7 separate regions of the Homo sapiens genome follow, and regions 1, 3, 4, 5, 6 and 7 are each linked to region 2. A link is a loop called in an ENCODE intact Hi-C map of the cell type or tissue named here. Cell type or tissue: Caco-2. All regions are shown on one strand. Region 1 holds the start of NTS (neurotensin). Region 2 holds the start of LOC107984537 (a long non-coding RNA gene). Region 3 has its middle 6.8 kb from the start of NTS. Region 4 has its middle 59 kb from the start of RASSF9. Region 5 has its middle 190 kb from the start of RASSF9. Region 6 has its middle 260 kb from the start of LINC02820. Region 7 has its middle 46 kb from the start of NTS.

Region 1 (4,000 bases), 400 kb before region 2:
TTTTCACTAAGTATCAATTTTCACTTTATTTGTTATCTTAACACAAACAAGAAAATAATACGGGGACTATTACAAGGGCGTGAGGGCCACCGCTTCCTAAGAGAATGAATGAGGATGAGAGTAAAACATTTTGAATGGAATGGGATTTAATGATGGGTTTGCAGGTTGACAGCCACTGCCTCTGTATTTCTCATTAGATAATGATCAGCCTAATTGAAAGTTTTGTAGGGTTTTTTTCCCTCTAGTTGTTGAATTCCAAAGGAGGTCGTGCAGTGTTTCATTGAAATCCCTTTTATTGCTTTGCAGATTTTAAAAGAGAAAATACATCTCTCAGTAATCATAAAGGCAGAGAAAGAGATACTCAGTTTCTGTCACTAAAAGGTAAATCCTGAATAAAAGGGAGCAACTCTTCTCCCCAGATACATTAACATAAGTAGCAACACACTGCAAAAGAGAAAAAAGAAATCACTTCAGGGAGTTGTGAAATTCTGTTTTGCTTACCTGAGCACAGACTCCAGGAGCTGAAAGCCAGGAGTAGCATGCATACAAGCTGGATTTTCATTCCTGCCATCATCTTTCAGCCTTCTAACAAGCCAAGTCCGTAAAAGTCAGAAGCACACTGAAGGGGGCTCTCTCTAGCACTTCCTCTTTCCTTCAGCTGGCTTTGAAAGTGAGTGAACTATGAGAGGTGCTCTGGCCATTCCCCTATATATATAAGCAGGAGGATGATGTCATTGATTGTACAGACATTATCTTTGCAGGATGTGCCCTATCTTCACCTCCATCCCTCCCCTCTTTGCCCTGCTTTCTCCTCCCCTTTTCCTTTGTCCCCCCTGCTCTCCTCCCCCATTTCTGAACCTTGAGTGAAAGTGACGATCTTCCCTAATTGCTGCTGCTGCTGCTTTGGATTTCTGACGCACAGAAGGAGTCATTCAACTGCACTGACATACAGCATACATACAGCATACTGACAAAGAACCCCCAGTATCATCCTTTTCCCACTTCTCATTCCCCCACTCCAAAAGTTGTCATTTTGATTTTGTGAAACATGAGATCTGTTATTTCTAATTTTTAAGGAAAATCTCCAGGATGAATGCATGAAATCAGTGATTCCTTAGGCTTGGAAGTTCTTGAAGAGTTAGGGTGCTTCTCTGGTAATTCAAACTTCTGAGCAAATGTTTAGTGGTTCCAAAACTAATACAGGTTTTAAATAATCCATGCTGGAATAAGATGGAATAGAGACAGAGAATCAGTTATAAAAATTAAGCAATTAAGTTTAGAGAATAGAAAGAAAATCAATAAAAAGAAATAATAGATCCAGGGAATAAGATATTATTTCCTAACAAATAGAAAATATTTTATTGTAAGTAATGAGAGATGACTGAACTATGTGTGCTGACTTTTGGTTGAATGTATTAGAAAAACAATTTCATGTTTATAAAATCCAGCTCTAAATTACTTACATTCTAGCAGGTAAAAATTTGTGTTGTTGTATCACTGACTTTTTTTCTGTACATTATCTCTTTTTATGCCTATATTTTTCTGCTCTTTTTGAATTCATTCTTGATGCCATGTCTCACTCTTTGTATAATTCCCTTCTCAACAGTTTTTACTATTGCATCGGCTTTCTTTCCCTGTTATAATACTCTTTTCACCATAAAAAAAGAGATTGTACTTTTGGAAAGGAGACAATCCTAAATAACCACCATTCACCAAAGTCACTTTTCTATGATAGTCTTCATGTATTTCATGAGTTACACTGATACCCATTCTTTGTCTGAGTTCTCAAAAGAAAATTGTTCAAAATGCCTTTTAGAGTAAAACTTTCTTCTTGTAGTAAGCATTTCAAGATACATGGGGTAATTTGACAAGTCAGTGCTGTTAGAGATGTGAATATTTGAATGTAAAGTTGTCTGAGTCTTGTTTAATTTTTAAATAAATCAATCATGTAGTAACAGTTGAGAAAAAATAGGATTGGTTCCTATAGATAATTGATTTATATTATACAATCTATGAGTTTAACTTTTTCACCTTTACCCAAAACTTAAGCAAAGCGATTAAATCCAAACATTTAATAATTACTTAGAATAGCAAGGAGTCTTTCATATAATACCAGAAATTTAATAATAACTGATATATTTATTACTTTTAGTTTGTTTTCTGAACTTACATAAAACACAATATTGAACATACTCACATGGAGGAAGGTTTCTGTAAAGTATTTAGTTGACAAATGTGAAATACATACGTCTAGATGTTTTCTGCTTTCCTACCATTAGGGGGAGCAATGGAAGCTTGAAACACTTGGTTTTCACTTAACAGAGTCTCAGTGAGGATTTGTGCTTACTTTCCTGTTACTATCAGAGCATCTTTGTGACAGAATCCTCTTAAAGCCACTTTGATTAACAAATCGGGAAAATTATATATACTTTGCATGATAATTAAATTAGTTGTTTTCTCTGCTTTTGAATTGCAAATACAAAGAATGATCTTTTAAAATGTGTGATAGCAGTCTAATAGTAAAAAGGAAATGTGATTCTTATTTTCCTCAGATGATTTCTTCAATATGTTGACAAAATTGATCCCTAATTAATTAGAAAAAAGGGGGAGAAGAATTAATGGAAATTCATTTTAAATATATAACATGGATATTAGTTGTTAATGTGAAAATTGAGATATGTGATAAATATTCAAGAATAGGGGAAACATTAAGTTATGTCAAATAATTCAAATTCAAATAGATGCTATATGCTACTTTTCTTTTGGGGAAAAAAGATGTATAACTTTGGTAAAATTATGATGTAGATAAACTTTGACCTCTAATTGGTATTTTCTTTAATGTGTTAGGCTTTTTGTTTCTTGCTCTAATCTAATGCCTTCAAGCTACACATAAACCAATAAAACAATTTGTTGTAGGGATAAAGGTTAAGTATGTATTTTTCCACTTAAAAAGTACCCTACGAACTTCCTAAATGATGCCTTTAATGCAGGATTGTAGACACCTTGCTATGGAGATGGGTGAACTGTTTTTATTTTAAAGGCTTTTTACCCCAGATCCTTTTTCTTTTTTCTTTTTTTTTTTTTTTGAGATGGAGCTTCTCTCTGTCACCAGGCTGGAGTGCAGTGGTGTGATCTCGGCTCACTGCAGTCTCCACCTCCTGGGTTCAAGCAACTCTCCTGCCTCAGCCCCCCGAGTAGCTGGGACTACAGGCACACCACCAGGCCCAGCTAATTCTTGTATTTTTAGTAGAGACGGGGTTTCACCATGTTGGCCAGGATGGTCTCGATCTCTTGACCTCATGATCCGCCCACCTCGGCCTCCCAAAGTGCTGGGATTACAGGCGTGAGCCACCATGCCCGGCATACCTTAGATCCTTCTAAGGGTTACCTAGTTCTTAAAATATCTGATAAAGATTTTAAGCATTGTCCTTTAATAATATTCCTGTGTTGGCCTTCTTAAGTGGATGTTACCTGTTAGGTACCTGTTGATTACAACATCTCTAAAGTAGGTAGATTTCTAAGCTTGTACTGTTACTTATGTCAGACCTTTATTAGGTAATTGCTGAAAATAATCAACAGAGACACCTGAAGAATTGGCAGTTAGAAAGAGTGGTCTGTAAGCTTATTTTGTTTGGAGAAGGGCAAGCTCTGGAACCAACTGATCAAGGGTTGGTTTTTCAGTTCCTTATGGTTTTTTCCTATAGCTCTGGTGACTTTAATACCTCATTAACAGCTTCCAGGATTTTCCAATCTTTTGGTAACCTAAATACCTGAAACTTGGCCTGTTGTGTTTTTACAACCTGGAATCTCCCCTTCACCTTCCTATGATCATCCTGTATTTTATGGCTTAATCAACAAAAACATTTCCAAGTTTGAGTCCTGAAAGTAGTCTCGTCTACTTCTATTTTTCCTAGTTTTCTGTTAAATGCTCCGTAGTTTGTTTATACAGTTTATGGTAAACTGTAAACTGCTAGAAGGAGAACATTCTGACTTCTAAGGT
Region 2 (4,000 bases):
AAAACATTTGCAGTCTATGTATCTGACAAAGGACTAATATCCAGAATCTATATGTAACTTAAAGCAGAAAGAAAAAAGATAACCCCATTAAAAAGTGAGCAAAAAACATGAATAGGCATTTCTCAAAATAAGACATACAAGCAGTCAACAAATAGATGAAAAGATGCTCATCATCACTAATCATCAGAGAAATGCAAATTAAAACCACAAAGCGATACCATCTCACACCATTCACAATGGCTACTATTAAAAAGTCAAAAAAAAAAAAAAACAGATGTTGCTGAGGATGGAGCAAAAAAGAACATTTGGTAGAAATGTAAACTAGTTCAGCGTTTACAGCAAGTAGTATAGTATTTCTCAAATAACTAAAACAAACAAACAAACAAACAAAAAAGCTACTATTTGACCCAGCAATTCTACTACTAGGTATCTACCTGGAGGAAAAATGAATCATTTCACCAAAAAGACACTTGCACTCTCATGATATTGCAGCACTCTTTGCAATAGCAAAGTCATGGAATCAACATAAGTGTCCATCAAAAGTGGACTGAATAAAGAAAATGTGGTACATACACACTCTGGAATACAGCATAACTATAAAAAAGAACAAAATCATGTTACTTGCAGCAACATGGATGCAGGGGAGGCCATTATCCTAAGTTAATTTTTGCAGAAACAGAATATCAAATACCGCGTGTCCTCACTTGTAAGTGGGAACTAAACAACGGGTACACGTGGATATAAAGACGGAAACATCAGCACTGGGGACTCCAAAAGCGGGGAGGAAGACAGGAGGGCAAGGTTTGAAAAAACTACCAGTTGGGTATGATGTTTCGTATTTGTGTGGTGAGGTCAATAGAAGACCAGACCCCAGCATTATGTAATATATCCGTTTAACAAATCTGAACATGCATCCCTGAATCTGACGTAATACAAAAATAAAATACAATATTTTTTAAAAATATAAAACTATCTTATTCCAAACCCCTAATCACTTCTTCTGAAAATATGTCTTTTAATTAAAGTCATAAGATGTAATAGCGAATATGAAACATAACCAAAATTATTATTAAAACTTAGTTTGTATAGTAGAGAGAGTCAAGGAAGATGACCAATGAAAATGGGTAGCACAGCGGGCTGTGCTGTTTAAGAGTTGGAAGAGAAGAGAGGCTACTGGTGAAAATAGAGTTGTCTCAGTGAGAGCTATAGTAAGACCCAAGCTCTGTCTCTGGGAAAGAGGTACTTTGCTCCTTCTGGGCTGTTTAATTTACCACAACAAATAGTAGGAGGACCCAATAAAGGCATTCACCTGCTTACTACTGTTTGCCTACATTATAAGGTAACCCCCAATGTATTACAATATAATTAAGTCAGATTCAACAGTAAAGTACATATCTTAATTTCTGAAACAGTGTAAAACTCTGTAGTACTTCTAACTGTGTGGGAAAGAAAGAGAGATCAGACTGTTACTGTGTCTGTGTAGAAAGAAGTAGACGTAAGAGACTCCATTTTGTTCTGTACTAAGAAAAATTCTTCTGCCTTGAGATGCTGTTAATCTGTAACCCTACCCCCAACCCTGTGCTCCCTGAAACATGTGCTGTGTCAACTCAGGGTTAAATGGATTAAGGGCTGTGCAGGATGTGGTTTGTTAAACAAATGCTTGAAGGCAGCATACTTGTTAAGAGTATCACCACTCCCTAATCTCAAGTACCCAGAGCACAATACACTGGAGAAGGCCGCAGGGACCTCTGCCTAGGAAAGCCAGGTACTGTCCAAGGTTTCTCCCATGTGATAGTCTGAAATATGGCCTCGTGGGAAGGGAAAGACCTGACCATCCTCCAGCCCGACCCCCATAAAGGGTCCCTGCTGAGGAGGATTAGTAAAAGAGGAAGGAAGGCCTCTTTGCAGTTGAGATAAGAGGAAGGCATCTGTCTCCTGCTCCTCCCTGGGCAATGGAATGTCTCCCTGTAAAGCCCGATTGTATATTCCATCTACTGAGATAGGGGAAAACTGCCTTAGGGGTGGAGGTGGGAAATGCTGGCAGCAATACTGCTGTTTAAGGCATTGAGATGTTTATGTATATGCACATCAAAAGCACAGCACTTTTTATCTTGTTTATGATGCAGAGACATTTGTTCACATGTTTTCCTGCTGACCTTCTCTCCACTATTACCCTATTGTCCTGCCACATCCCCTCTCCGAGAAACACCCGATAATGATCAATAAATACTAAGGGAACTCAGAGGCCAGTGCCGGCGCGGGACCTCCGTATGCGAACGCCGGTCCCCTGGGCCCATTTTTCTTTCTCTATACTTTGTCTCTGTGTCTCTTTCTTTTCCAAGTCTCTCGTTCCACCTGATGAGAAACGCCCACAGGTGTGGAGGGGCAACCCACCCCTTCACTAACCAGCCAAGTAAATAATGAAACATAAATTATGACTCAGCTTTTGCTTCACTGTAAAAATCCTGCATTTATGGAAACTGGAAGCAAAGCTAACCTAAGCGTGCCATCTAGTGGAATGATCCAGCATGACCACAACAGGTTGTTCGCTCTCCCTGGATTTTTCTTAAAATGATGAAAATAAATTGGAGGGAGTCAGCCATGCAGAAATGGGATGCTCTAGCTAATACTTGGCAATTAAAGAAAGAAGTTTAAGCCTAGAAGTAAAGATGGGAGGGAATGCTAATCATTGTCTCCTTTCTCCCCCACAGAAAAACTCACTACCCAGCCCACAGGCAGAGAAGGGAGTGGAGGCGGCCAGCGGTGTGTCTCAGAAGAGCTGTAAATACTGTGCTGACACAGGGTGAGAAGGACCTTCCCACTGTGCTCACATTCCAGGGTAGGAGGGTCCTCTCATGGTGATGACTCCTGTGAAGGGGAAGATGGGACAAAGAAAGAAGTAGGAGTTGAGGGGGGTTGGGAGGAGTGCAGCTTTCCCTTAAAGAATTTGATAGTGATATAGATATGACTGCAATAATGATAATTTTGAAATGGCAGCTATGGAATATACAAGAGAAAGGAGGGCCTGATTGGAGATTAAACATCTAATAATTGCCCTGGGGCAAGAGTTGGAGGGAAGATTCTGAAACAATGTTTAGAATCCCATTTATACACCAAGCACTCCTGCATGGGGCAGGATTTTGGTAAACCCCAGGTATGTATACCCCAAAGTATGCATGTAACCACAACTTGAGGCCTTATTTACATAAGTGCCTGTATTACTTAAATAAGTTCAATACATCAAAAAATAAGTATGAGGCTTTTGTCAACTCTGTCATTACCTAAACTTGATCCAGATAGCTAAAAACAGAAGTTCTCTCTTGCTACTTTATAAATAGACTTCATAAAGAAATACAGCCCAAACTTTAATGCATACAGATATCCCTATAAAATACTTATTAGAAATGTGGTTTTGCAGGTTCCATCTGTGAGATTTGAGGGTTGATCTGAGGTAGAACTCAAGGATTTGAATTTAAAAAAGCACTCTTTGCTTCAGGTTGCATGTAACCACAATTGGAGAAATGCTTTCTACTAAGCCAAAGGTAAATTGGCACTGCCAATTGCTACTTCACAGAAAGTAAAAATGATGTTGAGAGGAAAGCAAGGAAGTATGGGATCTTGTGCTGCTGTTGTTACCTGGCTGCTCCAAAGAACCATAAGATTATAACCAACTCATCTTGGTTTGCCTGGGATTTTCCTGGTTTATCACTGAAATTCCTGTATCCTGGAAGACCCTTGAGCCCCAAGCAAACTAGGACAGTTGGTCACCTACTGAAGAAACTTCCTTAAAAAAGAGTTTGCACAGTTGTAGCTACCAGAAGAAAGCTCAGCAAAGATTCAAAGTCCTTCTAAAATGATCCAGATTGAGAATACCAGCTGCTGGGGAATCATTATTAGGCATTACATCAAGAGGAGGCATCAAAAATCCAACAGGAGAAGCTACCTTTGCTAACAATAGCGAAGAGGCAGAATTCAGAATTCTTACTGATTGGAGTCATCA
Region 3 (4,000 bases), 400 kb before region 2:
TTCTCTCTCCCCTCCACTTCCAAGCTAGCAAAACCCCCTGGGGTGCAGGTCTGTTCCAAAATATATTTCAAATCTAACTACTTTTCCTTATGTCATTTTTGCCACCTAAGTCCAAGCCACCACCATCTTTCTCCTGCGCTGCCATAATAACCATTTGAGTAGTCTCCCTACAACCTTGATCCCTTTCAGCTTTCAAAAACTCCAGAAAAGTTTTTAAAAATGTAAATCTATTCCTGTCATTCTCTGCTTAAAACATTCTAAAGGTTTCCTCTTGTCATGCCTGATGATGGCCTATGCTACCTGAGTGGGTTTTGTCTTCCTCTCTATCATCATATTCCACCATTCTCCCCTTCTGTTCCTATGTTTCAAGCACATTGGTCTTCTGGCTTTTGTGCAACATGCTAAGCTTTTTTGTTAAAGATCTGCAATGAAAACTGTGATTACTGTTCATCAAATATTCATTCCCTTACTCCTCCCAGAGTGGATGAAATATACTTCCTCACTCTTTGACTTTAACTTAGGAAATGAGACTTGCTTTGGCCAGTGGGATGTTAGTAGACATAAGAAAAAGACAGACTTGATTTGTGCTTGACACATAGGGCTTTCCCTTTCTCTCTTCTGCCATTGCCATGAGAAACTCTTTTCTTTTCTCAGATGATCCCAAAATGAGGAGGGACATATGGAGCAAAGCTGCCCCAGCTGACTTGCACACCTGCAATGTAAGGGAGAGATTCCCGAGCTTAAAGCAGGGTTACCCTAGCTGATTCAGAGACATGTGAACAGAGTTAAATAATTTGCTTTAAAGTAATTGACTTTTGGAGTCACTTGTTATACACCATTTTTGTGGCAATAGCTGACTGATACAACCATTTATTTTAAAACCTATTTCACCACTATCCCCATTCAATCTCTACAAGTCTTTATTTGTTCATTTATTTTTGTCTTTTGTTAATAAAAGCATGGATATTCTTGTCTTGTTTCCCTAAATTATCAGAACATAAATAATTCTCCTCATAGTAATCATTCGGTAAATATTGACAATATGCGTTAATGAATTAATCGAATTCCAAGAATCCCTCCCTGATGGTTTTAGAATAAGCTACCACTCCCTCACCTCTCACAAGGACATTTTTATTCTCCAATCTGTGAATAATAAAATCCAGGAAACCTCTTTCGGAGAAATTCCTAGCAAAATGAAATAGTATGAAAAAATGCTTCCTTTCAAAGATTCTTGAATATTGATTTAATTTCAGTTGGAATTTTCTAAGTTGTCCTTGAGGAAAACTGGGTGTACGGTGTTACAGAAGGCCCCAAATTTGGTGAGCCAATTTGTGCAGAAAGGATAAGTACCGGCAAGCTGTCAGACAGAGAAGACTATAGTCAACATTAGAGCATTCTGAGTCTAGAAGAAACAGCCACTGTAACCACTACTACAGATCTAGGAGTAATCTAAAGAATACTTTTCAAATTCATTATTGAAAACCTACTATATGCCAGGTTAATTTTATTTCATGTAACATAGCATACCGTGAAGCAGAGTTCACAGGATATTATTCCTATTGTGCAGGTTAAAAAAAATAAGAGATACAAAGAGTTTAACTAAGGACAATGGGACTTACTAAGTAGAGTATGGGTAGGACTGCAATGTTTTCATTCCAAAGCAACAGCTAATCTTTGTAACATTAATACCAGACCCAAGTAATAAGTCAAAGAAAATCTTGTATTAACATGCTGTATAAAATATTATGCCAAACAAAGTATAGGCTAATACTTTTAACTTGAATGTACATTTAGTGAAAAAATTAGGTGTGATTTTAATTCCAATTCATCAGTTTAACCATGTTTTTCCACCTTTTCAGACTTAGCTGTATTACACATATTAAACAAAAACACAGACCCTTGATCTCAGAATCCTTCTTCTAAACACAGAGATCATGAAGAACCTAAATGGGCTCTGAATGCAATGAGTTGTCGTGACTGGGTAGAAGACAGAAAGTATGCATAGAAGAATCAGAGAAAAAGTGGGGTTTTAGCCTGAGGGGAGTCAAAGCTTGGTGCCTGGGAAGGAGAATATTTCCCACTTTGTACTCTAGGTGGCGGCACTAGTATGTACAGAATGGAAATATCAAGCAAGAACTCACAGTACTAGACCATATTTTAATGTCATCATAATTCATTGACCCAGAAAACGTAAAACTGAAAATGGCTGTATGGAGCTAGTCTCATACTTTCATTTTTCAGAGAAAGAGACAGAAGTCCAGATATTCTAGATGGGTTACAAATTTCCTTCACCTTCCGACTCTTAATCACATAGGTCCTAACTGCTCTGAGTCTGACCTCACTTCTTTTCTCAGGGGAAGGATTGATTCTCCAACATCGGTCAAGCTACTTTGAGAAATAATTTATTCTCTGTGAGTTTCTGTATAGCATCCCCACAAGTTGGAACACATCAAAGGGATTAGTCACTTTGAAATAGGCTTTCTTTTTGGACAGCCTATTTTTTGTCTTTATTCAGCAGAATGTCTTGCTTTTGGCACAATCAATTCTGTTGCTATCGTCCAGTAAACACAAATCTTTTAGCTCCTAGATCATGGAATCTCTACTTGGATAAACTTTTGTTTTACTATGTAACATCATCACCTTTTTTCTAAGTCTCTCTGGCCCTAAAGTTGAATGGACATGGTCATATGTCAGATAACCATACTCAAATACCTACAAGGACCAGGCAGGTAACATATCCTATTTAGGTTCTGTTTAAGGGGATCATCTCTGTGCTCCTGAGCTTCAGATGATTTTTCTCCACAAGAAAGTACAAACTGGGGTGGAGGGGTGGGGCTGAGGCCAAGGTGGCCCACTAGAAACAGCGGCGTTGGGAGACTCCCATCTAAAAGAACCATAATAAGTGTGAGAATCCTTTACCGGCAACCAAGGTATCCAGGTTCTCTCATCAGAACTGACTAGGAGGCTGGCATGATCCACAGAGAGGAAGAACAGTGTGGTGCAGTGGCCCACCTGAGAGCCACATGGGGCAGGGGACCCCCTACCCCCAGCCAAGGGAGGCGGTGAGTGAGCATGCTACCCAGCTGGGGAAACTGTGCTTTTCCCATGGTACTGTGCAAACCATGGATTGGAAGATCCCACTCATGAACCCACACCACTGGGGCCTAGCGTCCCAACTCTGGAGCTGCGCAGATTCTCAACAGCCTCTCAGATGGAATCTGCTTAAGTCTACCAAGCTGCCAGCACCACAGCTGCAGCTGACTGCTGTCTAAGCCATTCGAGCTCCTTGGGGAAAGGGCAGCAGCCAGCACTGGGACTCACAACTGCCTAACGTGCTAAGCTCCCTGGGTGGGGGAAGGGCAGCATTCATCTCTATAGCTCCAGACTGCATTTTCCCCCTGCTGGAGTCCGGGAGGCTGGACCACTTGGTCCCAAGATGTGTCTCCCACAGCCCGACACTCTGACTGTGGCAGATGGCAGCCAGACTGCCTTTTCAGGCCTGACCCTGACTCATCCTTCCTCACTGCGTGGGGCTTCCCTGCAGGAACTCCAATAACTCCAGCCAGAGGCTCAGGGACAGAACCTGGATTTCCCTGGGCCTGAGCCCCTAGTGGGAGGGGTGGCTGCAGTCTCTATGGACCAGCAGACTTAGCCTTTCCTCCTGGTAGTTCTGAGGAATCTGGGCAGCCCAAACAAGTAGGTTTTCCCCCAGCGAAGCACACCCCTTCCACCAAGGGACAAAGTGGTTTACTAAATTGGTGTTGTTTCCCATGCCCCCAAACTGGGTGAGACCCTCCAACAGGGGTTGTCAGACACCCTATATAAGACCAACCCTACTGGCATCAACTTGATGCCCCTCAAGTTCAGAGATCCCAGAAGAAGGAGCAGGCACCCATCTTTGCTCTTCTCCCAACTCCTTCAGTGACATCTCTGGCATGGGGATGAACCAGATGAGTAGGGCCTGAAGTAAACCCCCAGCAAACTGCAGCAGCCCTACAGA
Region 4 (4,000 bases), 310 kb before region 2:
CAAATAAGCAGGGATACTCAATAGGCCAACTGTTCATACACAATTAGGATGAGAACTGAAAGAGGTTTCAGGTTTGTTGAAAAGGAAGTTAACTGCTGGCTAGAGAATTAACTTTCAGGAATGAGGTGAATATCATATTATAATTAATTGAGAGAATGAGTGTTGAAAAAGGGGAGCTAGTTTGTGCGAACTAGTTTTTGGAAAAGAAGTGGTCTGGGGGCTGAGGAAGAAAGAAATGAATTGAAGTAATTTGATATTTCCTGATTTTTTTACCTATGAGCAGTTAAAACTGAAGGGAAGGAAGTAAGAAATAGAAAAAGATTAAACATGTAATCGAAAGAAGACCAATAAAATAGAGTCCTGGAGAAAGTTAAGGAACAGTGAGATGCAAATGCATACAGAGGATTAGTCCTGGCGAACAGAATAGCGCCATATTCTTGGATAATAAAATGAATTAGGAAGAACGACTTTTTTGTGTTGTTTTGTTTTGTTATTTTTATTTTTTAGTTTTGTTTTATTTTTGACATTGCCTTTTTCACATGTTCTAAGAATGACTTTGAATTCTCTAAAAATTAGAACACATGGTCATTTTCTTAGGGTTTCAAAGTGGGATAAGTACTTTTAGGAGAGTTAAGAAGGTCTGGGATAGTTTATGTGCAAACTTTGGTAATGTTATCAAGAAGACACACACACAAAGATTTCAGAGTAACAGTGAGGGCTCAGTAGGGATGCCTACTTTATTAGCATAGCTTTGAGACTTCTTTCAATAAGGTTCTGCTCTTAGGGAAATCGGGGGTAGGGTGATTGTGAAGTAAGTTTGCTGTGCATATGATTCATATCTGGAAATTGACAAGAAGGAAAGAGTAGAAGCAGGCCCATAGTTTCTGAGAGATTTTATAGGAGTAGTAAGCCTATTATGAAAATAGCCAAGCCTGGAGTTCCAATTGGTTACATTGATACACAAAGCCAAAGTAGGGAAAAGAAAGAGGTGCATGTAAATACTGACTGTGATGACCAGTAATGGGGAATTTGTTCAATCAAGTAAAAAAGTGAAAGAAGTAAGATAAAAAATGTAATAAAAGAGAAATATTTCATAATTTATGCTTATACAATGTAAGTTAATGTCAAAATACCTTGGAGACTAAGAAGTAGGGGCCACGAAGGTCACTAAATTTAAAGACTTTAAGACAGGTGATGCTGTGATATTAAAATATCTGCATAGGCTGGGCGCTCACACCTGTAATCCTAGCCTTTGAGAAGCCAAGGCGGGTGGATTGCCTGATCTCAGGAGTTTGAGAAAAGCCTGGGCAACACAGTGAAACCCTGTCTCTACTAAAACACAAAAAATTAGCCAGGTGTGGTGGCATGCACCTGTAGTCGCAGCTACTCGGGAGGCTGAGGCAGGAGAATTGCTTGAACCCAGGAGGCAGAGGTTGCAGTGAGCCGAGATCACGCCACTGCACTCCAGCCTGGGCAACAGAGTGAGACTCCGTCTCAAGAAAAAAAAAATCTACATAAAGGGTTACAGTCTAGTCTATATATAGAATCTACTACAATAAACAACATACAATGCATTCAAGGAAAATATTTTGATATTTTTACACTAGCATTTGCCAGGAATTGTTCACTGAAATATTAGTCAGCTCTTTCAACAAACAGAGTAAAGCATGTCCATGGCCAACAATTTTGGGAAATATTGTATCCTACTCTTAGGGAAACAGGAGCCTAGGATAGCCAAGGTGACACCATTTTAGAATCAACTAAATCTTAAAGACTAGCAAGATGCATTATTTGCCAGTCTTAACCCATGGTCCTAAGATGCTTATAGTTGAGGAAACAGCCTAAATATACCTACAAGGACACACTCCTACAATGGCAAAAAGTCCAGATGTCCCAATACCCATAACAATATGTGCTTTTAAGATATTTATAGTTATGCTTTGATGTACTTACACACTAAAATGTCAAAGATAGTTTTCTTTAAATCAATAGAATAATAAATACTGTCATGCTGTCAGCCCAACTGCATGTAGTCACAGCTTAGTTTAGTCTTTACATAGACAAGACCACAACAGAAGAAAAACTTAAAGCCAATGTGTTTCTTTGCCTGCTTTGTGAGGACACCCTACTCTGTAATGGGTGTCCTCAGAAAGGGGATGCCCGTTAAACTAGCAATACAATGTCTCTTCTCACTGCACTCTGTGACTCTATTTGAATTCTTTCCTATGTGGGATCCAAGAACTTTCTCTTGGGGTCTGGATGAAGACCAGTTTTTCTGGTAACACTACCACCTAGTATTGGATATTTACAATGAACATTAGTAGATTACAGATCTGAGAGGGTCTAATGTCAGAATACACGCAAATAAATACACAATAACAAACTACCGCAACAAAACCTGCTTCACTCAAGCTAAGTATGTCCAAACTTACTGGGTTACTGAACTTCTTTTTTCTGTTACACCTAAAAGATCCACTAAAATAGCATTTTATAGAACATATTTGGAAAGTGACTTTCCTAGTTTGAATTTAATTGTAGTTTTAGCAATTATTGTCTTAGATTAATTAGGAAGTAATTAAATTAATCTATTATATTTTATTTTCTTCTGCCTTTATTGGTTTAAGTAGTCAGCTATCTATTTTTCCTTTAATTCACTAGACAAATGTCAATTTCCTTTATATTTAATTGTACATGAGTTGAAGCACGTATTTATGTACTGGTATTAGAAGAATATACAGACACTTGTATTTTAAAAAAATATGAGAGCATCATGGATAATTAGTCTTTGCCTTAAAATATTAATAGATACAATATGAGAGAGGATATCATAGTAACAAGAATTCAGAAAAAAAAATGTTAACAGGTCCATCAACCATGCACTTTTTTCTATGCAACCACATACACACTCACACACACAGACACACACAATATAGTAGACACACACAATACATGAGATATAATGCATGTGCATACACTGATTTTTGTAATATATTATATGAAAAATGTAGACCATATATCAGAATGTTAATGAAGGTATTTTACGTAGAAATTGGTTTCATTTGGCCTGATTAAGTATTCTAACTTTTCAAATGTTACAATAATTAAATGGAAAGCTATTAGAATGAGGAAGCTCTAACACTCTGTGTTCCTTCGCTGTCTGCTGAAATAAACTCCTAAAAACTTTAATTTGCCAAAGTTTATCTTTAACACTACAATTATCATCTTAAAACCACAAGGATTATTTTAAAAAATCAATTTGACCACATGTTCCACTGAGAAGGGAGTTCAGTCCTGGCTTAGAAAGGCTGCTTCATATTTTCATAGGTAATTATAGACAACTGCAACACAAATGTGAGTCTGTCCCATCTGCAGGCCCACACACAGGCTAAGAGGTAAGCTAGTTGGTGTTATATATAAAATGGTGTGGCCTCAAATCTGTAGATATGCAAAAATATATGATTAAAAATGAGTTTGGAAAAGAGAAAATGTTTTTATAGACAAGTATTCAATTTACTTCCAAACAATTTGAGAAGCAAATATTCATTTCAAATGAATAATAATTCAAATGTAGGCTAAAGTTTCTTAAAAGAATAATTTGAGATCAGGTATCCTGCTAGGCTGAACAATATAAAATCACTGCTACTAAACCATTAGTTTTCACTTAGCTCCAACTAAAACTTAAATGTGCATGAAATCAGGATGCTAATCATTTACAATAGAATGTATCATTAGTTCCTGTGTAGAAAATAACTTAAAACAAGAAAATAAATATTTTTGTTGTTTAGGATTGCAAACATCATTCTCTTGTTTTCCCTTTCTTGTTTTCTTATATCTAATGGTAAAGAGTTCCAAGGACAAACAATAGTTTGAACTGTGTCATACTGAAGACGCATAATTAAGCTCTATTTGTAGTTATACACAGAGATATATCCTGCTGAGTGATAGGGGAAAGAAATACAGTGGTTTTCTTTCACAAATCTAATGAAATGAAGGGCTGGGC
Region 5 (4,000 bases), 170 kb before region 2:
GAAATGTTTCACTAAAGTGATTATCACAAAACAGAATGATTTTTACAGTGAAAAAAGTTTTAGACAAAACCCTATGTGAATAATATTAACTTGAGAACACTACGAATTTCTTTAGACTTAGATTCCAGCTGACACATGCTTCGAGTATTCCACATTCTCACATTATTTTATTTATGCCTCTTACCATATAGTATTACCTATTTAAATATCTTTTTCTGTCATTAGACTGTAAGCTCCTCAGGGATAAGAACTAACTTTTATTGATTTTTGTATTTTCAACATCTGCCCAATGCCTGGTACATCCAGTATTTAAAAAAAAATTGACCTCAATACAAATAGGACATAGTGAGTTTATTGTTTGCTAAATAAATGACTTAACAGAGTTTTGAGGGGCAGAAAAATATTTATTATCTTAGGCCATTTATAAGTTAGGCAGCATATTATTTTCCAAAATATTCTCACATTCTCTCTGCTCAGAGACAATCTAGAAATTTTATATTAAAATCTTTAGTTAAGATACTTATGCTAAGGAAACTACCTGAGCAAAGAAGGTTGTAAGAAATGTAGACAGGATTGGGGAAATATGGAAACAGCCTTCAGAGCATGGATTTAGCAGAAGTATTTTCATCATACCATAAAAATTCTAACAAGTACAGATTCACTTGTTAGATTATTATTGAACTCAAGTAAAGAGAATGCATGCATGCATAAACTAATTGAGCTACTTGCAACATTCTTCATGGTGTCCTAATAGATAATATGGAAATGAGTAAAAGACAGGCTGGACATGGTGGCTCATGCTTGCAAACCCAGCATTTTGGGAGACTGAGGCAGGAAGATCACTTGAGTCCAGGAGTTTAAGATCAGCCTGGACAACACAGTGAGACCCTGTCTCTAAGAAAAAATAAAAATAAATAAATAAATAAACTTGGAAAAGATAATAGAGTTAAATGGTTTGTAAGTGGATTAACCACTACACATAATGGACATCAGCTTTAAAAGAGGTCATGTATTTTATGCCATAGACTCTATCTTTGTGTCTTCTTTCACATTTGTAATTAATGTTGATGATTCCAACTTAACAAAATTTAAAAAAACACAAAATTGGGAAGGAACATCAGTACAGTGTATTCATGATGGATTCATAATATTGACAGTCTGATCAAATATAACACTATAAAGAGAAGGGCTTTATTTTAAAATACATATATAAAGATAAGTACTGGGCTCTATTTGGGAGTTAATGAGTTCAATTTAAGTCATAGCATAATGTTAAATGAACTAACACATTATTCCCTTGCATCATATTTTCAGTGGGGACATTTTAGTCTTCCATGTTTAAGATAGAAGATACTGTGTATGCTATTACTGTCTGGGTGCCACACCAGAAAGAATATTGCAAATGACAGAGCTTGCTCAAAAGAGAAGATCTGGGGTTAAGAACAACAACAACAAAACATGTCCTCTGAGCGTGATCAGTAGCAAAAAAGAGAAAATGTAAAATCTATTTGAAAAGGCAAATGCTATCTTATAGGCCTAGAATCAATCAATTCTTTCACTCTGATTCCAAAAGCCTTAGAAGCCATCACATGAGCTTCCCTCTCTGCGACACCAGGAGGCTCTATGCCCGTGTTGACATTAGAGTTTCAAAGTTTATGGCCAGAGCATTGCAATGTGTTTTGCAACCCTGGTCTTTGCATCATGCTCATCACAGAGGATTTCACTGTGAACATCTCACTGTTGAGAAAAGAAAAATAACTCAGAGCAGTCTGACTCTGTAGGGTACCCAGGTCAGAAAAGACATGAGCATAATCTGGTCTCCTTTCCGTTGCCTGGGAGCGATTGTTTAAAATCATTTTGTTCCCGATTAGCGACCTTACCCATTATCTTCATGTTTTGGGGATTTGTGACACGAAAAACAACATATAGCCAATGAATAGCTTTTGATATTTTAATGTAAATTATTGGAGAACAACTTAGGAACTGCCTTTTATTTTAATTTAAAAACCTACTTATTGCTATTGCTAATCAGAGTGTATATTCAGGACAACTTGAATCTATGCTCCAGGGTTGCAATCCTCAAGCTTGGCCCAAATAAACTCTCTACCTATATTAGTTTTGCTTCAACTTCTTTCTTTCAGTTTGACACTGTTTTTGTATTATCTACTGAACCTTACTCTCTCATGGAACTGTGCTTCCTCTTACCCTACTTCCCACGCCTTTCAAATATACTTTTCGAATTACTAGTCTAACATTTAAAAATATCCATCATACAAAAAGCTGGCTCTTCTTAACAATGTCCCTAATACTTGTGGAGCAGCCCAATAGGTTCATCTTTTCAGTCATGCAGAAAAGCCAATGTACTGAGAACAGCAGGTATTGCAGCAAAGGAAAAGTTTAATTATCATAGGGACAGCCAAGCAGGGGAACAGGAGACATTTCTCAAATCTACCTTCCTGAGAATTCAGAGGCTAAGATTTTTCAAGGATAGTTTGGCAGGCAGGGGGCTAGCAATTGAGAATGCTGATTGGTTGGATGAGGATGAAATCCTAGAGGGTCAAAAATGGACTTTACATCGTGGGTCAGTTTCTGGATAGGGGCCTAAAGACCAGTTGAGTCAGTTTCTTAGTGTGAATCACAGGTCTGGGTGAGTCCAAACAGAGTCAGGTGGTAACCAGAATGCAAAAGCCTAAAAAATATCTCAAAGGCTAATCTCAGGATTTACAATAGAGATATAATCTATAGGAGCAACTGAGGAAGTTACAAATCTTGTGGCCTCTGGCTGCTTAACCCCTGAGCAGTAAGGAATCATAAAAAAGCAAGCTAGAAGACAATGTCTGCTTATCGTTCAGCTACATCTACATTTTAGCAGAATTCTGACCCCTCTTGTAATCCTAACCTCGTGGACTTCCATTCATCTTACAAAGGCAAGTTTCAGTCCCTGAGCAAGGATGTGATTAGTTTGAGGAAAGGACTGTTATCATCTTTGTTTTAACGTTAACAAATGCAGTTAGCTTGTGAGGTTAGAAGCAAGATGGAGTAAGTGATATCAGATTTCTCTCACTGTCATAAGTTTTGCAAAGGCAGCTTCATTTGATTTCTACCTCCCTTACTAGAAGAAAACTCTTCTATTAAAGCATCCCATTAAGAAGATACTTCTTCACACATAAGCCATAAGAACCAAAAGTGCAATTATTATTCTTGATTTCAAAATTCTCACTTTCTACTCTCTTGTAAAATTCTCTCTTCATTTGAAATTCACAGGCTCTGAGCATATTGCTGTTTATTTTTCCTCTTTACAATTTAATCAAAAAATCTTTGTATCACTCTCTCATATCAATTAAAGTTCTTGGCATCGGAATCAGTGTTTTTCTCTATCTCATGTACTATAATCAGTCATAGTAATTTCGAAGACCAGAGAAGGAAATAACTATAGATCTCATCTCATAAATTCACAATTGCTTTAAATTCAATCAACTTCTGTTTGATTATACTTCTTTCTTTATATTAAGGGATTCACTTTGGACCTTCTTATCACAAAAAATATGTCTCAGCAGAAACCAGGAACCTCAAAATGTTTATCTCCTAACATTGTAGTTCCTCAGACCCTCACTTTCATGGCCTACTCTTTGATTTTATAGAGATATCTGGAGTTATTTTTTTCCAGTGTATTAGTCTCATCTTGAACTTTCCTCTCTGACCGAAATTGCTGCTTTGCTAGTCACTGGGACTCATTTGAACAAGTGTTTTCACCCTCTTCACACACACATCTGCTACTACTGAAGAAAATCATAGAATTGCATATATTTGGGTCACTATATATTAATAGAATTTTATTTCATCTGAACTCCAGAAACATTCAACAATTTTTGTTTTCCTTGGTCAGTTACCTTTTTCTTTCTGTTAAGAACCTTTCATGTACTCATCCTTCCATTTAGATTTTCTGAATAAGCTAAACCTCACACATAACAAACTTACTTTCAGTCTTTAAATAAAATTG
Region 6 (4,000 bases), 110 kb before region 2:
TTGCCACTAAAAGAAGCAGGACTCCTGGGCCATTAAATATTTTTTTTACATGTAAATCCATATTTTATACCTAATAATAAGAAAGTGAAAAGGTAAAAGTTTAAGAAGTGAATAAACAAAGGTGCTTTTATATTAAAAAAAAAACAAAAAACACTGTTTACAATCCTACTCTAGGTGGTGGGATATAGTAAGAAACGGATAGATTGCCAAGACACCTGCTATTCTGGAACTGACATTCTAGTAGGGGAAGACAGGAAAGGACCAAAAAAGAAAAAAACAAAAAACAGATATCACAAATGCTAGCATGGATTTTAAGGAGGCTCCTGTAACACAGAGCAGGCAGCAGATACTCTATATTGAATGGTCTGAAAAGGACAGTCTAGGGACAGGACACTGAATCCAAGAAATGAAAGACAAGAAGAAGGAAGCTATATGACAATCTGGCAAAGTGGCATATGTCTGAGGAATAAGAAGGGGCAAATGCACCTGTACTGTATGGATCACAGGAGAGAATTATAGAAGACTTTGTGAGATCAAGTGAGGATAAAGTGATATAGAGCCCGGAGACCAAGATAAGAAATGTGATAAATTAAAAATATGCCTGCCTTGGTTTATCTAATACACCCAACCTCCAACCACATAATGAGGAGAACAAGTAAGCTGAACTCTTGCCTCTTGGAAAATCATCAAATATATATTAGGAAAGGCCTTTTTTATATCTTTCTTCTAAAATATCTCTTATTTCTTCTTGTAATGACTTTTGAGTTTTTTGTTTGTTTGTTTTGCTTTTGTTTTTTTGAGATGGAGTCTCAGTTTGTCACCCAGGCCAGAGTTCAGTGGTGTGATCTTGACTCACTGCAACCTCCAAGTCCCAGGTTCAAGAGAACCTCCCACCTCAGCCTCCTGAGTAGCTGAGTTTACAGGCACCTGCCACCCCATCCAGCTAATTTTTTTGTATTTTTAGTAGAGACAGAGTTATACCATGTTGGCCAGGCTGGTCTCGAACTCCTGACCTCAAGTGATCTGCCCACATTGGCCTCCCAAAGTGCTGGGATTAAAGGTGTGAGCCACCGCACCTGGCCCCTTTTAATGACTTTTAAACCGATATGTTATCAGGCTAAACCAGTGGGTTGATGATGCACATTTATTATTTTTTTTCTCTCTTGGAATCAAAATAAAATGAGATAAAATGAAACAGCGTAAACCTAGAAGTAACAAATCACCATTTTATAATCTCCAAAGTAATCATTGATTTAGGCAAGATCATTAATGCATAAAAATGTTAAAAGTAAATGCAAATTTAAAAATGTAGTTCTGCATTAGAGAGTTAATAGCCATCCTTACTTGATGTCCATGATATAGCAAGAATTCCATTTTCCAGATCCTGCAAATATGTTAGTGACAGCTTAATGTCCCATGAGGACTCTTGAGGATCATGAGAAACTACACTAAAACATGACATATGATCTCATTTCCTGTGTGCCACTGTATTTGCCACATATATATATATATATATATATATATATATATATATATATATATTTGACAAATTCAACTAGGACATTTATTTCATTTCATCTTAGAGTTCTCCCTTTCTCTCTTTCTCTCTCTGTTTGTGTGCATGTTTGATCACTTCTTCCAACCCAATTGCATATATAAAACATTCCTCAAGTCATACCACTTTTGTAATACATAGTTTTAGAAAACTCAAATTAAAAAAAAAACACAGATATTCTATGTCACAATGGCCAGTAATAATAAAGGCAAAACATTAATATTAAATGCACGGTTGTAATGACAGACAAGAAACATTCAATGACTAGGACTAGACTATACATCTAGAAAAATGGGTGGTCCAGGAGTACAGCTATGTAATCCAGACCTGTTCAGGAAGTGTTTGAGGTTTGGTGCCATCTCGTGGCACTTTTCTGCTATGGCCTAAATATCAGTGGAGATGATCCTGGGTCCTTATGTTGAGGACTACTGCTATCTTGTGCTTTGTATAACATCTAGAGTGTTGGAAGGCTTTTCTCAGCATGGTTGCTTTGAGCAGCCCTGCATAGGGACGACTCAGAAAGGGTCTTTGTCCATGTTCCTAGTGTTATCTCAGCAGTTTACTGCTGTTGCTTATTATTTCATGCAGGCCTTATGGTAGGAGCCGGGAAATTTCTCAGTTCTCTTATTCCAGCCTCAGTCTTAGGTAAGCCCTGTACACTTACCCTTCCAGGATGGGGCTTTCTGAGCATTCCTTATATCTCCCAGCAACTCACCCTTCCCAATCCCCTGCCGACCAGAACTCTGCCTTGTAAGGATGAGGAGGGTCTAGGCCAAGAGTGCATTTCCTGTCTGTCCCCAGTAGCTTTGCTTTGTATTACTGCAAAAATATAAAACCCTGAGCATTCTTGCCTCTGCCTAGAGTCTGGATTTCATGTCTGTTCTCCAGCAGCACCATTTGAATACTGTAGTCTCATTTGCATACCTGCACCACTGACACAGGGGGTGGAGCTTGTCAGGTTCTTTTCTCTGATCCCAGTCTTTCTCACATGCACCCAGTGGAGGCCCATGTTAAAAGGCTGGTAAGAAAGTGCTGAGGTACCTCATGTTTGAAGTTTCGAGAAATTCTAAATTCTCATGATTTCCCAAATTTAATCTTCAAAAATTCATTAACATTTTAGACGTTTCCCTCTTAGCATGTTTATGTCAGCTGCTTCTTCCTCTCACACTCTGCTAAAGGAAAAATAGTTGGCATGTACACCATCTTTTTGGAGGGGACTGTCACCCTTTTGGAATTCAGTTCACCTAGTTGTCTTTCAACCTCAATTCTCTGATGAGCTCAGAAAAGTTATAATTTCTTAGATTATACTTTCTCTTTTTCCTTTCTTCTATTTTCTTTTTTTGATATTAGAGTAGTAGTGACATTGTCCTGTGTCTTGAGATTTTCTACATCCTAAGTGGAAGTAGAGCTCACACTAATCATATTAAACAATAATTATATAAATGTCAGTTTCACTTCCATAGATCTCTTGTAGACAAGGCATTTTTATATTCCCAATGCCTAGTGATATTTATTTATTATATTGTTGTAGTGGATTGTCCACATGTCTGTCTCTCTAACTAGATTACAAACACGTCTGAAGCAGTGACTGTGTCTCACACATTATTGTAATAATAATAGAGCTTATATTTACAGAGAGCTTGCTATAAATGTGGTCTACTCTGTTATAAACGCTTCATATTTACAATCTCATTTAGCATCATCACCAACTTTATAACGTAGGCATTATCATTCTAACCTTAAGTTCAGTAAGCAAACACAGACAGGGCAGGGCAAGGTATATAGGCATGTGACCTCTACAGTAAAAAGTATAGGGCATTACTCTGAGAAGGGCCCCACACTTAGTTTTAAACTCCCACAACACAAATTTACCTATGTAGCAAAACTGCACTTGTACCCTTGAACTTAAAGTATGAGTTTTAAAAGAAGAAATATCAATAATACATTTTTTAAAAAGAATCTGCTATTGCCACCTAGAAATTCCTAATACTTTTATTTTTGAATTACAAGTAAAGTCTATGAGATATAGAGCAAGCCAGTAAGTGGTGGAGATTGGCCTCAGGATGTCCATGCAAGTGCAGGCTCAGGATTTTGAGCCTTAGGCTTTAAGCAATTGGCCTGGTGCCCCATCACACAGGTATAGGCTTCAGCCAGTTCAGGGGGTATTCTGGGGTCCCAAGAAAACCAGGTGGCACCTGGGTCCAGATTAGGAGCCATGGTGAGATGCAGTAGAGATGGCAGTAGTGGTTCTAGCCACAAGAGAGAAGTGAGGCTCCATATATCAGCAGCACTAGGCTCCATGGAGAGAGTATGGCTGGATCGTCCATCCCCAGAGCCCATCCTTGTGGCTTGTGCACAAATATTAACTCTCTAAACCGAGGGCTGGACAAGAACTGTTAATGCACAGGCAATATACTATGTCAGCAAATAATTAAAAAATAAAAC
Region 7 (4,000 bases), 450 kb before region 2:
GGTCCTATGACATGGTTTTTCCAAAGACACAAGAAGCCTATAAATACACACACACACACACACACACACCACCACCACCACCGCCACCGCCACCGCCACCGCCACCGCCACCACCACCACCACCACCACCACCACCACTTTTGGAACCTAAATCCCTTGAAACAATTTTCTATTTGTATATCTCTTACCAGACTGCTTGATATCCTGTTTGGGGGGCATGGGGGAGGCTAATTTTGGTAACATGTTATTATTTGCAGTGATTTGTCAGATTGAGCAACTGGGGATTGCTTACTTTAAGTGGCACCTCTCTCTCAAAGAATTTCTAAAATGGCACTGTTGGGCCTTCCTAGAAGGAGCAAGGATATAAAGACATCTGTTTCATTCATGGGAAAATTGAGAACTTTTTTTTTTAATGTCTAATGTTTGAACTCATGGAAGGAGAAATCCTCTTTCTATAAGTTTGCCAGCCCACCTATCCATCTATCCATCCATCCATCCATCCCTCCTTCCCTCCGTCCATCCATACATCCATCCATTCATTTAGTCATTCCTTCACTTATTTAATAAATGTTTATTATGTTTTAACAAATTTGACTTCCCTGGACATATACCAGGTTTTCTAAGTATATTATAATTTCCAGGGTTTCCTTCTCTACTAAGCCTCAGAAAATCATATATAAAATATATGACCTTATATACTAGTTGGTAAGGAGATGAACAACTTAAAGGTGGTAGCTTTATAGCTTATTTTGTACTGTTAAACTTCATTAAATGAAAATTATTTTTATAAATAAAATTATTTTTATTCCAATTTGGACACAAATAAATATATAAATATAATTTTTTAATTTTAAAATTCAAAATATATAATGTGATATATGGTCATTATTCATTGAGCTCAAATTTTATTGGTTATAATATTATGCAAGAAATGCTGGCCTACAATGTTAAAGAACGAATTGGCATTTCTCTTTTCATATGAGTTGAAAAATTTGAATAGGGGAGACTATTCAAAGCTTGGCCAGATACAGCAAAAAGATAGAGAAATAGGGGATGGGGAGACTATTTTGTATTTGTATTTTGTATTAGCACCATTTTCTTATGGTGGCTCAGCAAGGGAATTCTGAGCTAAACTGAGGGCTCCTTGCAATTAAAAAGAAAAATATTTATTTAGAATAAAAGCCAGAGTTATTTAGTAGGGCACATATTCTTATTAAATACTGTCTAGACTGTATAGTCTTTATAAAGAAATTAATATCCTGTTGATGCTGTATGTTTGTCTTCAAGTATGTAAGCAGAAATTTAGCCATAGTCACTGCTAGTGGGAAGGGTCTGAATTATTTCCCCTCCTGCCTTCCACAGAACTAGTGATTATCTCTCTAAGCAGATGAGCAGAGAAAATGAAAAAAGAAAGTAACATTAAAATGTATTCATCTCTTCTCTCTTTTCAGTATTTGTTGACTGTTAAGGCTTTCTGACATCAAAGGTTATAAAAGCTTTGCTTTTCATATCTGTTGTAACCACTAGGTGGCAATATAATGCAAAAAATAAAAATATATTTTAAACGCCCTCTTTAGATTTGCTTATCGTCACAGGTAGTCTTTTCCGTGCATCTCTGAAATTTGTCTATAATTCCAAAATTAGATCCTATAATCTATGCACCTATCTTTGTATCATTTTTATTTCTCTGTTCACATCCTTGAAATTATGAATTGTGCAAGAAAACCCATCTGCCTTATACTCCTAAATATAAGATTATTTATAGATATACAATCACAACAATAAGTTATGCTAATGGCAACTTTAAAATGCCATATAAGGTGATGTAATAAAGATTATTGGAATGTGTAAAGATAACTTATAGGTTCTCTTTTTCCGGTACGATCAGGAAATGAAGTTGTGTTTTTTAGTTTTTAAAGAGAGTAATTAACTTGACTATTTTCCAAGATAATTAAAATGCTATAAAAATATTCTGTATTTTTATCTCATCTTTGATTATTCTAAAGGAGGTCCATGTGAATTAGGCCCCAGGATTTACAATGCCTCAAAGTAACTGAGGAGCAAAGGTTAACTCCACAGTCAGAGAACTCGAAGCTTTTGAATATACTGACATCAGGCCTGGCGCGGTGGCTCACTCCTGTAGTCCCTGCACTTTGGGAGGCTGAGGCGGGTGGATCACGAGGTCAGGAGTTTGAGACCAGACTGGCCAATATGGTGAAACCCCGTCTCTACTAAAAAAATACAAAAATTAGCTGGCGTGGTAGCACCTGCCTGCAGTCCCAGCTGCTCGGGAGGCTGACGCAGGAGAATCGCTTGAACCCGGTAGGCGGAGGTTGCAGTGAGCCGAGATCGCGCCACTGCCCTCCAGCCTGTGTGACAGAGTGAGACTCCATCATCTCAAAAGTAAATAAATAAATAAACTGACATTAAGTTTCTTTATCTATAGCACAAATGTGTTTAAATAACCTGCCACTCATCAAAATATCTTTAATTATCTATTATTCTTTTAAATTTATATACCAATAGTCATTCTAACCTATTTTCACCACCATAAAAGTATTGAAGTAAATGGAGACAAATTCTTGATAAATTATTGTGACGCTCCTTTCTAAGGCAGATGATATAATCTTGCATACAGAAAGCCCTAAAGATTCTACTTAAAACATCACTTAAAATGAATAAACAAATTTAGTAAAGTAGCAGGATACAAAATCAACACAAATTATTTGTGACCCTATACTTTAACAATGAACAATCCAAAAAGAAAATTAAGAAAACAAATCTGTTTACAATAGTACCAAAAAGAAGAAAATACTTAGGAATTAACCAAGGGAGTGAGAGACTTGTACAATGAAAACTACAGAACACTTATGAGAGAAATTAAAGAAGACATCAATAAATGGAAAGATATCCTATATTCTTTAATTGGAAGACTTCAAATTGTTAAGATGTCAATACTTCCCCAAACAATTTAAAGATTCATTGCAATCCCTATCAAAATCTCGACATTGTTTTCTAAAGAAATAGAAAAATAAATCCTAAAATTAATATGTAACCTAAGGGGCCTCAAATCACCAAAATAATCTTGACAAAAAAGAACAAAATTGGATTACTCATACTTTCTTATTTCAAAACTTACTACAAAGCTACAGTAATCAAAACATTGTGGTACTGGAATAAAGACAGACTTACAGTCCATTGTAACAGATTAAAGATCCCAGAAATTAATTTTGGCATATATGGTCAAATGACTTCCTTAGTGGTGCCAAGACCATTCAATAGTAAAAGAACAGTAAAAGTGGTGCTGGTAAAAAGATAACTTACAGAAGGAAAAAAAAAAAACAAAAAACAGCTTTACAAATCACATGTCTCGTAAGGGACTAACACCTATAATCTGTAGAAGACTCTTAAAACAGCAACAAAAACCCCAATTCAAAAATGGACAAAGGACTTAAATAGGTAAATATATTTTTAAAAATCAAGTATATTTTTATGAAGTGATAACAAATTAAGTTATTGTTTATAAGAACAATAACAATATTATGTAGAAATAAATTTAACAAAACATTGCAAGAGCTCTATGCAAAATTATCTTTTTTTACTTTTGAGGGAGATTAAAGGAGTGTTAGAAAAAAGATATGCCAGGTATGTGGATTATAAAATTCAATATTTTGAAGTTGTTCATTTTTCTAAAATTGATCTACAGATTTAATGCAATACTTATAAAAATCCTTACAGGTTTTGTTTGTATGTGTGGTACTTGACAAGCTAATTCCAAATTTTTAATGGAATACAAGGGTAACAAAAATAACTAACATTCTTGAAGAAGAAAAAAAGGTAGGAGGGTTTGTTTAATGAACAATCAAGATTACTACTAAGTTGAAGTGATTATGAGTGTGATATTACTTCAAGGATAGAAAATTGCTAAATGCAACTGAGTAGAGTATTACACACTATAAACTAAGTAAGTGAACACTTAATTCATGATAAATTCGGCACT

Evidence for each region. Hi-C counts contacts between places; a loop is a spot of excess contacts. Peaks named below come from ENCODE experiments on the same cell type or tissue, not always from the same donor. Only the 100,000 strongest peaks of a DNase experiment are listed, where the experiment ranks them.
Region 1: a loop joins it to region 2, with 9 times the contacts of the local background. A loop is called at or near these places in 92 of 110 quality-filtered maps.
Region 3: it touches region 2 in a loop (9-fold over the local background); 92 of 110 quality-filtered maps call a loop at or near these places.
Region 4: a loop joins it to region 2, with 4 times the contacts of the local background. A loop is called at or near these places in 2 of 110 quality-filtered maps.
Region 5: it touches region 2 in a loop (11-fold over the local background); 4 of 110 quality-filtered maps call a loop at or near these places.
Region 6: a loop joins it to region 2, with 8 times the contacts of the local background. A loop is called at or near these places in 19 of 110 quality-filtered maps.
Region 7: it touches region 2 in a loop (14-fold over the local background); 61 of 110 quality-filtered maps call a loop at or near these places.

Annotation. Positions count from the first base shown.
Region 1 is chr12:85,870,978-85,874,977 of GRCh38, reverse strand. It overlaps NTS (neurotensin), which reads right to left and starts at 683. Exons shown (of 4, transcript NM_006183.5): 1 at 502-683. The coding sequence starts at 574. In Caco-2, a CTCF peak has its summit at 2,294 (motif pointing right); no DNase peak of the experiment used is centred here.
Region 2 is chr12:85,467,341-85,471,340 of GRCh38, reverse strand. All of the region lies in intron 4 of LINC02820 (long intergenic non-protein coding RNA 2820), which reads right to left. LOC107984537 (a long non-coding RNA gene) reads left to right here and starts at 1,706. Exons shown (of 3, transcript XR_001749238.2): 1 at 1,706-1,765; 2 at 2,712-2,803; 3 at 3,497-4,000. RefSeq lists an enhancer at 2,545-2,594. In Caco-2, a CTCF peak has its summit at 2,488 (motif pointing left); DNase peaks (open chromatin) are centred at 1,840 and 2,400; H3K4me3 peaks cover 825 bases.
Region 3 is chr12:85,865,460-85,869,459 of GRCh38, reverse strand. No RefSeq gene overlaps it. Among named protein-coding and RNA genes, the nearest start is that of NTS, 6.8 kb to the left of the region's middle. RefSeq lists a silencer at 2,072-2,171. In Caco-2, a CTCF peak has its summit at 2,102 (motif pointing right); no DNase peak of the experiment used is centred here.
Region 4 is chr12:85,775,879-85,779,878 of GRCh38, reverse strand. No RefSeq gene overlaps it. Among named protein-coding and RNA genes, the nearest start is that of RASSF9, 59 kb to the left of the region's middle. In Caco-2, no CTCF peak of the experiment used is centred here; no DNase peak of the experiment used is centred here.
Region 5 is chr12:85,640,656-85,644,655 of GRCh38, reverse strand. No RefSeq gene overlaps it. Among named protein-coding and RNA genes, the nearest start is that of RASSF9, 190 kb to the left of the region's middle. In Caco-2, a CTCF peak has its summit at 1,608; a DNase peak (open chromatin) is centred at 1,635.
Region 6 is chr12:85,573,806-85,577,805 of GRCh38, reverse strand. No RefSeq gene overlaps it. Among named protein-coding and RNA genes, the nearest start is that of LINC02820, 260 kb to the right of the region's middle. In Caco-2, a CTCF peak has its summit at 1,938 (motif pointing left); a DNase peak (open chromatin) is centred at 1,935.
Region 7 is chr12:85,918,067-85,922,066 of GRCh38, reverse strand. No RefSeq gene overlaps it. Among named protein-coding and RNA genes, the nearest start is that of NTS, 46 kb to the right of the region's middle. In Caco-2, CTCF peaks have their summits at 1,322 and 1,521 (motif pointing right); no DNase peak of the experiment used is centred here.